Regions from separate parts of the Homo sapiens genome. Here region 1 is linked to region 2. Evidence: read pairs that join two places in POLR2A ChIA-PET (ENCODE). Cell type or tissue: MCF 10A. All regions are shown on one strand.

Evidence for each region. Peaks named below come from ENCODE experiments on the same cell type or tissue, not always from the same donor. Only the 100,000 strongest peaks of a DNase experiment are listed, where the experiment ranks them.
Region 1: POLR2A ChIA-PET joins it to region 2 with 36 read pairs; 14 of 35 experiments call an interaction of 5 or more read pairs at or near these places.

The regions. Positions count from the first base shown.
Region 1 is chr10:62,240,998-62,245,997 of GRCh38, reverse strand. It overlaps RTKN2 (rhotekin 2), which reads left to right. Exons shown (of 12, transcript NM_145307.4): 4 at 4,803-4,856. Among named protein-coding and RNA genes, the nearest start is that of LINC02621, 16 kb to the left of the region's middle. In MCF 10A, a CTCF peak has its summit at 786 (motif pointing right); DNase peaks (open chromatin) are centred at 817 and 2,577.
Region 2 is chr10:62,046,549-62,051,548 of GRCh38, reverse strand. It overlaps ARID5B (AT-rich interaction domain 5B), which reads right to left. Exons shown (of 10, transcript NM_032199.3): 5 at 549-661. Among named protein-coding and RNA genes, the nearest start is that of ARID5B, 150 kb to the right of the region's middle. RefSeq lists enhancers at 1-1,066, 2,105-2,399, 2,241-2,410, 2,591-2,680, 3,301-3,370 and 2 more. In MCF 10A, no CTCF peak of the experiment used is centred here; DNase peaks (open chromatin) are centred at 298, 2,268 and 3,318.

The DNA.
Region 1 (5,000 bases), 190 kb before region 2:
TATGCTATAAATGAATCTTTTATATTGCTGAATAAATTCTATAACGTAACTACATGGTGGATTTTGTTTTATGCCCTGTCTCCATTCTCTTCATTTTGTTTTTCATACCTCTATCAGAATATTTGTTCTAAAACACTGTTTTTAGCATTATATGCTACATTGATATAGAACTTTAGAGTTTAAGAAAACTGTTTCATATGTTACATACTCTACAGTTTTCTCCCTAGTGCAGTCTTGTAAAATAGGTAGAGTAATTGTTATTTTCTACAGACTCAGAGGCTAAGTGACTGAGCTAGGCCAAACCCAAGTCTTTTGACTCTGTTCCTTTCCTGCTCAGAAGCTATAATAATGTTTTTAATGTTTTGTCTAGGTCAGAAGTTCCATGAGGTTTTGGTACCATGTTTATTTTGGTCATCACTTTACACCCAGAAGCTAGCATGGTGCTTGGCTCATAGTAATTGCTCAGTGACTCTTGGATGGATGGCTGCTCTTCATTGCCTGTAGTGTAAAGACCAAACATTTTTCTCCAGTCTTCCATTTTGACCCAATTTTTTTTCTAGTCATATCTTCTATTACTCCTAAACATAAGCTGTCGCCTTTAGCAGACATTTCTCTCCTTGTCCTGGCAACATAACCCATGCTTCTGACACCCAATTAGCTTGTGAAATAACTACATTCTCTTAAATATCTGTTTGTTTATCTATATATAATATAATCTCTGTTACCGTTCCAACTAGAAAGGATGTTTCCTTTCTCTCAATTCCTAATGCAGTTAGGAGACCCTTCACCACTAGATGGCACTTATGCTGTGCAGTCTCAGTTTCTCCAAAGTGTTCAGGAAGCTAAAGACAATGGCTTGGAGATGCCACAGATTGAAATGAATACATGGCTGACTCGTGTGTACACTAGTCAGATAATGCACTTTTACAAATATTTTCTTATCAGTACATTTTTGAAACAATAGTATATACCTCCATTGGTCCTTAAGTAATCACTAGGTTATTGGCTAAAAGTCTTGTACTAGAGAGCCTGCTGCTACATTTGAGGTACTGTCACCTAAGGAACTGTTTCTAGTAATATTTTTCTGGATAAACAAAATTATCACACAGGACGGTAGACCTACATTTTACAAAGTACGTAAATGGCCAAAATCTGAAGAATTGCATTCAGCTAAGCAAAATATTCTTCAGAAAATAACTGGAATATGTAAAAATTTGTTGCTTGTTTTATAGTTATTTATATTTGTTTTTATCTTTATAATACAAAACAAAACATGTTTTATCCTTGTATTCTTTTGCTATCAAACATGTATTTTTATGTGGTATTGTTCATTATGTGCAATAAATTTTTTGTGAATAAATTACTATAGATCTTTGAGATTTTATAAAAACTAAACATATCCTTCATTTCTTGCTTCTAATATAGTGTCACTCAGTATATAAATGACATATGTTAAGTTGCTGTTAAACACTCAAATGCCATGATAGTCAACATCTATTGTCATTTCATAACAGTTTATTGATTGTAGCAATTCATAATATTAGAAATAACTGTACATTTAGAAGGAGGCTCAAGTAAAAGTATTTAAAATAAAATAAAAAACTATTTCCTGCCCACAATTACTCAAGTGTAAAAATTGAACTTATTTCTGCATGTGTTTCTTCTTTCCAAAAGATAATTTTAAATTAAGGAACGGAAACTCTGAGAAAATCGGATACTTACGTAATGTCTTTTCATCTTTGCCTAGACTTAATTATATCTTGTATGTGTTTGTAAAAACAAAATAAAAAATGAATTCACCTTTATAAATCCATTTTTTCTTGATATTGGGATGAAAATGTGACCTTTGTTTTGGTAAAGATGAATATTTGCAACAAAGTGTCATAATGTTTTGAGATTACATTGATAGCCAGAAAATACCTGGGTTTTCTGTTTCCAGCTACATCACTCCCTGGCCAGGTCTTTATGAAACTAAATCACAAATTTATTATTTCTGCTGAACATCAAATATTTACCATATGTAAATGTAGTATTTACCGTAATTATATTGTGGTAATTAGCTTAGTCACCGACTACTAATTTAATGAATAAACCAAATCAGTTCACCAAGTACCTTAGTTTTCACTTTTGAAAATGATAGACAGACTTCTGGGACTTGATAGCATCAAGTCAGCTGTCTTATTATGACTCTCCCAGTTTACCATTAAAATGGCAATGAAGACATAAAACAAGACAAAAGTTAGAGTACTGTAAACTGAAACTGAGCCATTTGCAAGAATCTGGAAGGAAGTTCTATCATTGGAAGCTGAATTCAGAAATAGAGTTGATGGGTTACAAATCCATTGCTATCTGAAGAGCACAAGACTACCTGGAAAATCGGTATCCAGCTTCTCCTCTTGTGGAGCTGATATCTACCCTCCTCTCTTCGGCATGGGATAGAAGAAGGCTGACCCACAGGTTGTGGGTGTACAGCAAAGGAAGTCAGGATCCATGTCCCTCCCATGATAGTGTAAATAGTTAATGCTCTGTTAATCCTAACAGAGCAAGAACAGCTGTGAATAAGTACAGTTGTGAAATGAAATGAGTCAGCAGCTGTGGTCAAGCAAGAAGAAGTGGACTTTTTGGCAGGATATCAGCCAAGTCATAATTACAAAACAATAAAGCATTCTCATAAAAATCAAAAACAAAATTACAATGTCTGTTATGCCAATATAATTTAACAATTTTAGAAGTTCTAGCTAAAATAATAAGAATAAAAGATGAAACTATTGAAAATAAATTCATAGGTGGGAATTGAGCAATGAGAACACATGGACACAGGAAGGGGAACATCACACACTGGGGACTGTTGTGGGGTGGGGGGAGGGGGGAGGGATAGCATTAGGAGATATATCTAATGCTAAATGATGAGTTAATGGGTGCAGCATACCAGCATGGCACATGTATACATATGTAACAAACCTGCACGTCGTGCACATGTACCCTAAAACTTAAAGTATAATAATAATAAAATTTAAAAAGTAAATAAATAGATAAATTGAATACTGTTTGAAGATAATAGATTGTAGGCCCAGCACAGTGGCTCATGCCTGTAATCCCAGCACACTGAGAGGCCAAAGCAGGCAGATCACTTGAGGTCAGGAGTTCGAGACCAACCTGGCCTACATGGTGAACCCCTTGTCTCTACTGAAAATCAAAAAATTAGCCGGGTGTGGTGGTGCATGCCCGTAAACCCAGCTACTCCAGAGGCTGAGGCAGGAGAATCACTTGAACCCCGGGGGCAGGGGTGGTAGGGGAGGATGGAGGTTGCAGTGAGATCGCACGATTGCACTCCAGCCTGGGTGGTAGAGCAAGACGCTGTCTCAAAAAAAAAAAGGTAATAGATTGTAGACTTACAAAACTTAAGAGAATTTACTGCAACACTATTTGAATGAATAAAGAATTCAGTAAAAGTGGCTGGATTCAAGATAAATATACAAAAAGTGGTAGTTTATCTTAAAATCAACAATAACTAATTAGAAAATATAATAGCAAAAAGATACCCTTTACAAGAAAACCTCCAAAAAACAAAAATATTAATTATTCAAGAATAACCTTAATAAAAATGTAAAGACAAATTATTATGCTATTCTGTGTAAAGATAGAATATTATAAAGTTATCAGTTCCCAAATTAATTTGGATAATGGAATACTAATAAAACACTTGGGAAAGGGAAATTTTGACAAAATTTGTTCTAAAATTTATATAAAGAAATTAGCAAGTAAGAGTAAGGTGTTTTCAAAAAAGAAATATATCTAACAAATTAGTAAGTATATTATAAAGGTACAATAGTTAACAGTAGTATAGTGTTGCCAGGCATGGTGGCTCATGCCTGTAATCCCAGCACTTGGGGAGGCCAAGGAGGGCAGATTGCTTGAGCCCAGAAGTTGAAGAACAGCCTAGCAAACATAGTGAACTCTGTCTCTACAAAAAAAAAAAAAAAAGTATAATAATTAGGCAGCCAGGCACAGTGGCTCACGCCTGTAATCCCAGCACTTTGGGAGGCCTAGGCAGGCGGATCACGAGGTCAGGAGATCAAGACCATCCTGGCTAACACGGTAAAACCCCATCTCTCCTAAAAATAGAAAAAAATTAGCCAGGCGTGGTGGCACATGCCTGTAGTCCCAGCTACTCGGGAGGCTGAGGCTGGAGAATCACTTAAACCCAGGAGGCGGAGGTTGCAGTGAGCTGAGATTGTGCCACTGCACTCCAGCCTGGGCAACAGATGGCACACACCTGTAATCTCAGCTACATGGGAGGCTTAGGTGGGAGGTTTGCTTGAGCCCTAGAGTTCAAGGCTGCAGTGAGCCATGATGGCACCACTGCACTCCAGCCTGAGCAACAGAGCAAGACCCTGTCAAAAAACAAAAAAAAGAAAAATAGTATGGTGTTGGTATTTAGCTAGACAGTAATTAATAAATGATTCAAATTCATAAAAGTATAGCCAAGGAACAGACATTTACTCAGAATGGCATATATGATAAAGATGTCATAATTAATCAGTAAGGAAGAAACAGATATATATGGAGTTAGAACAGTTATTTTTATAAGAAGAATATATTTTTACCTCACAAAAATTTGACAGATTAACTTTTTAAAAGTACAAACTATAAACAATGTCTAGAAAATGTGCTGTTAAATAATAACACTTTATTTTAGCTATAGTAGTCAGAATTATTATGGAATGCAGAGGTTCAGGTCACTGTAAAGAATAAAACTTACCAAAATTATTACTTGTCATTTCTTTTTCCCTTCTTTATAGATATTCGAATACCACTAATGTGGAAAGACTCTGATCACTTCAGCAATAAAGAACGTATGTATGATTTTAATTTGTAATTGAAATGTTTTCTTTAGTATGTAGTGTATCTGATTATTGAGAAAAAAGACTGCTTCCTTGCTGAAATAAATTGATGTCATTTGAAAGAATAAGCAGCATCTTGAACTGTTTTCTGATTTT
Region 2 (5,000 bases):
TATATAAATGCTTGTGGGCATATGTATACATCTAAATATTTTGCTATGTATCTTTAATTTTAGTCTAATGTAAATTAGAAGTGACTTTGAAAAATACATAACTAAAAAGATTAATTCTAGCTATTTCTAATTTCATCCTCTGTTAATCTCCAAAACACATTTAGATGAACACATTCAGAAAGAGGACGGTTCAGCTGGTCTATTTTTGACACAAGCAGAGTAAACTATGTCATTGTGTCACCCACTATGAAATCTCAGCCTCAATGACGTGGGTGCTTAATCATCTGTCCTTTACTCATAACAGGCCAAACTGGGAGGTAGGAAGTCTTTCTGTTGACTAATCAAAATGCCTACCTCCCCCAGCCCACGGCAACCAGGGGAAGGGAGGTGGCAGGAACAGGCACAGCATAGAGCTTCAAAAGCTCTGAATACCAAAGTCAGATGCTGAATTGAAAACTGCCTCCAAGACACAGGCACAGAGAGATAAAGAGAAAAAGCAAAAATAAAAAGATGCAACGAAATGAATACCGTGGAGTGAATGACCGTACCTTGGCAACGGCTTTGCCATCGGAATTGTTGTTGGAATCCTTAACACCACTGAATGAATCTCTTCTTTGTGGGCATGGTTTCTTTTTGCGTGGTCTGCCTTTAAGATTTGGCGCTGAAAACAAATGGAAAACAATTGATATACATTTTCACTTGCATGGGTTTCTTTATTAAAGACCCAGAATCTCACTACAGTGATCCCTTCTAATTGTTCAGAGAAATGTACAGATCTGTGGCAGGCAGCCCTCATTATTACATGCTTCTCTCTCTGAAGGCTTGCATATTGGTAGAGTATACATTTCTGTACACGTTTCCCAAAGCTAATCTATTTAGCTTTAACATGTCTAATTAATAGAAGTAACACGAAGCTCTTAGCTCTAAAGGATCATGATAAGAAAAATGTCCTTCCACGTTGTTAGACAAGAAGCATTTGGTGCTGAAAAACTGAGCCAGGCTTTGAGCTCAATCTTTGGTTTTTGTTTTGTATCTTGCTTTCCGAAACCTAAGTGACATGCCTGCCCTTATGGTATCATAGTAATGAAATGTTTGAAAACATCTCTTTTACAAAATATTCAGAGACAAGGGCATTCTCTCAAATTACCATACAGATAAGTAGAGAGATAGCTATAGAGAGAGGGGCATTCACAACAGCAAGCTGGAAAACATTATTACATATATTTACTAACAATACTGCAACCAGCAAGTTTCAAATCTCAACAAATCTGACAGATACATTTAAATCAGCATGCTGTCTTTTCCTTTTCAATATATTTTTATGAAGATCTTAAGGCTTATTTAATATAACATCCAAAGATTACACTGGGGTTAGCCTGATTCCATGGGGGTTACACTTTTGAAAAGACAAGATACAAATCAAAGTTCTATTTCATCCTTGATGCTGAGCTTGTTCCTTTTAAGATCTACACAGAAAGTAGGGGGAAAAGGCTGCTGTTTATTGAGAGCTATGACTATCCGGCATCAGCTTTCACATTTAACTTCATCAGTCACCCAAGTCAAGCAAAATTAAAAACAACCAACTAACCAACCACCCCTAGAATGACTCCAAGCTAATGAATTATACCCTAAACAATTTCCTTCAGACCTTTCAAGGCACCCACACTTTTTATTACTTAAGGAGTGATTATGACAATGTCAAATCTAAACAACATGAACCTTCTTGATTGTTGTTAATCTTACTTAGGCAGTTAACCAGTGGTTTTAGGACATTTTTACACTGTACTCATTTTACAAACACAATTAATCCTACTAATTTGATTTTCTCCTCCGGATAACAGTTTTACTGTTGGTGGAAGCTCAGTAAAGCAGAACTGCCTTTAAAATCAGAGAGGCAAAAGTTTAAAAAGAGGCTTTAGGGCTTAGGATCCCCTTCCCACACCCGCTCTCTCCTCTCATTCCCCTAAACGCTGGTCTGAAAGTCCATCCCAGAAAGCCAGCCTGGAATTACCAAAGGTAAACAAGCTCACAAACAAAAATCAAGCAAAGAGAAAGTAGCGATTACCCATTCCAGTCGACAAACATCTGCCTGACTGATGCCTGTGCTCATGAAAGCTACAGCATGTGACTGCTCCCCGGCCACATCCCTGGAAGTCTCGACTTGGTGTGGATGTCAGCTTCCCTCCGAATGCGAGCTGCGAGGCTCAGCGCTCTGCTTACAACTCCCCTCCCCCGGCAGCTCCATTACTCATGTAAACACACAGCAGTGACTAGCACCGAGTGTGTGGGATGAGCCTGAGGACTTTGCTGGAGTTGCCAGACTGGCAGGGAGGGCTCTGCTCTCTCCACCTCCCCGCACGGAGATGGTGATTTCATCCGGCCTGTTTTGTGGATCCTGACCTCTTGCTCTCCTTGTCAGAGCACGATGCCACGTTCCATGAATTTGACACGGTCCGCAGCCTGGAGCCAGGGCATGGACTATTTGTTTTGTTTAGAAGACTTTGTGTAGCACAGAAGTGTTTCCACAACTGACCCAAGTGCTAAGACTTTAATGACCGCGAGGGAAGGATGTACTTTCAAGTCCCTTATCAAAATAACAGCTGAGCAGAAAGCTGACAAACAAAACTTGGGGTAGCAGGTCGCAGGCATTTCATTAAAACAAACAAAACAATATCCCCTCTGTTCTAAGACTTGTTACTATGATCTTCCCTTCCTAGCATTTTGGTGAAAAGCACTTAGACCTAAAAGGCATTTATTTCTAGAAAAGCTTTCAAATCCCAAAGGCCTTTTCGACAGAACTTGCATCGAACATGCTGTTTTTAAATAAAGGCAAAGGTTCCGGGAACTGACAAGAAGTCATCCCCAAACTGGGTTTATTTTCTCCATTCTTTGAGCTGTTTTCAGAACCCAGAGAAGCACATGTACTCCCCCAGCAGATTCTGAGAATTACAAATTTAGAACAGACTAGCACCTAATATTCTGGTCACACAAACGTAAACTCTAAATGGGATTTGATCAAGAGAAAAAGCCCTTTGTTCTTAGTAAGGCAAGTACTTGCGTATTTCAGGTATGGTTAGGCAAATCCTACCAGTCATTCAGGACTCAAAATCAAATTCCTCTCCTACTCTCCCCTCTGAACTTTTTTTCCCTCCTTCTCTTATGGAACATATCACTGTACTCCTTGTACTTTAGCTGTGGTTTTTGGCATATTATTATACCAGACTGGAGAATCCTTAAGGGCAAGACCCTGTGGGATGTGTCTTTTATCTGCCCAGCACAACACCCAAAAGGCTGCATTGCATAACATGTATTTGTTGAATGAAAAAGTGACTAATGGAAATAAAGATGCCCACATACTGTTCTTTCCTGTCCTCATAGACTGGTCCCGCCAACCTCACACGTGGTATACTTGTCACACTGGGCACTTGTAAAACTGCATTCACCTTTACTACTTATGCTTATGCTCTGGAAACATAAACTGGTGACTTGAGTTTGCACTGGGAATGGAGACAGGAAACCAAAGGCCTTTGGTATCTCAGTAAGGCTATAATCTAGTCCCCACATGCAATGCACAAACACCCTGAAGAGCACAAATATTCAAAGTACGGGGTGGGGGGAATGGAACACAAAGGACTGGGTAGGTGCCTCTGCAATCGAATCAGAGACCTTTTGGATTCAGAAGACTCCAGGTAAAGTTTTGGTATTGAAGGACTGGCTTTGGGGACAGCAAAAATTCTGGTCCCCAGGCCACATCTTTGTCCCTCTAGAGTCATAATCTGTCATTTGCTAGGTCAGTGAGTGAAAACAGGTGCATTATGGTGTGCTGGTGGGCAGGAGTGGGATGGGTCTGCGGACTTTAATTCACTCATGTAAGAGACAGCCCCACCTCCTTCCAGCCACCCTGCAAGGACCTACACCTGCCCTCTCCTTGAAAGCTCAGTGCTATGTACTTACTGACAGAACCTAAATCCTAAGACTCCAGAATTAGACCAGCTCTTGTTCTTTAGGTGAGACTGATCTCTACCAAGAAAAAGCTCTGCTAGGGAGAGAGCAGTACCCTTACTGATAGCATATCTGGCTTCAGTCAGTTTTATTAGAAAAAAAACAGTGCAAAGCAATAGACGTACTGTTACTTTTACGTGTGTATATGATTCACTGGCCTGGCTTATCACAGAGTTCAGTAAATGCTCTTTGCATGAATGTTTTCAGTATTATACATGAATAATAAGAGTAGCTAAGTGAATAATAATAGTAGCTAACCATTTCTGAGCACTTTCTCTGTACAAGTCACTCTTCTGAGTGCTTTGCATACAATAATTCCACTAAAACTCACAGCAAGCCAAAGAGGAAGGCATGATCCTTATCCCCATCTTACAGACCAGGAAACTGAGACAGAGATGAAATTACTTGTCTCAGACCATACAAATGGTTACTGGCAGCAGAAGGATTTCAACACAGGCAACTGGACTTTATCCAGAGCCCCTGCTTTAAGCAACTTATCTCTAACAGACACACACACAGACACACACACACACACACACACACAGACACACACACATTGCCTCAAAATGAAGTATTCATACTAACTTGGGCTGGCAGTCACCAGGGAGCTCTCCGCAAATGAAAACACTCAAGTACTACATAGCACGAGGGTGCTGCAGCCCACCCCAGACAGGAAACACTGTCCGACAGAATTGACAGCGAGTGGGGTCCCCTTTAGTCTTGACCCAGCAGTAGGTGGCAAGACTCCCACTAAGGCCAATAAAACTTAGTCAGAGAGCCCTACATATTACCCTCCTTAACCAGTGGGCCACTGACTCTTCTGCCTAATCAGTGAAAGATCTCTGTGGTTTAAAAAAAAAATCTTTCCCCTCTGACTGCCCATCTGTTCCTCTTACTCAGTGCCAAGAAATTAACAACTATTCACCTTTGTGAAGTCACTGCTATTTCTATAGGTGTTAATCCTCAGAGAATCAAGCTACCTCCAGAGCTCCAGGCTA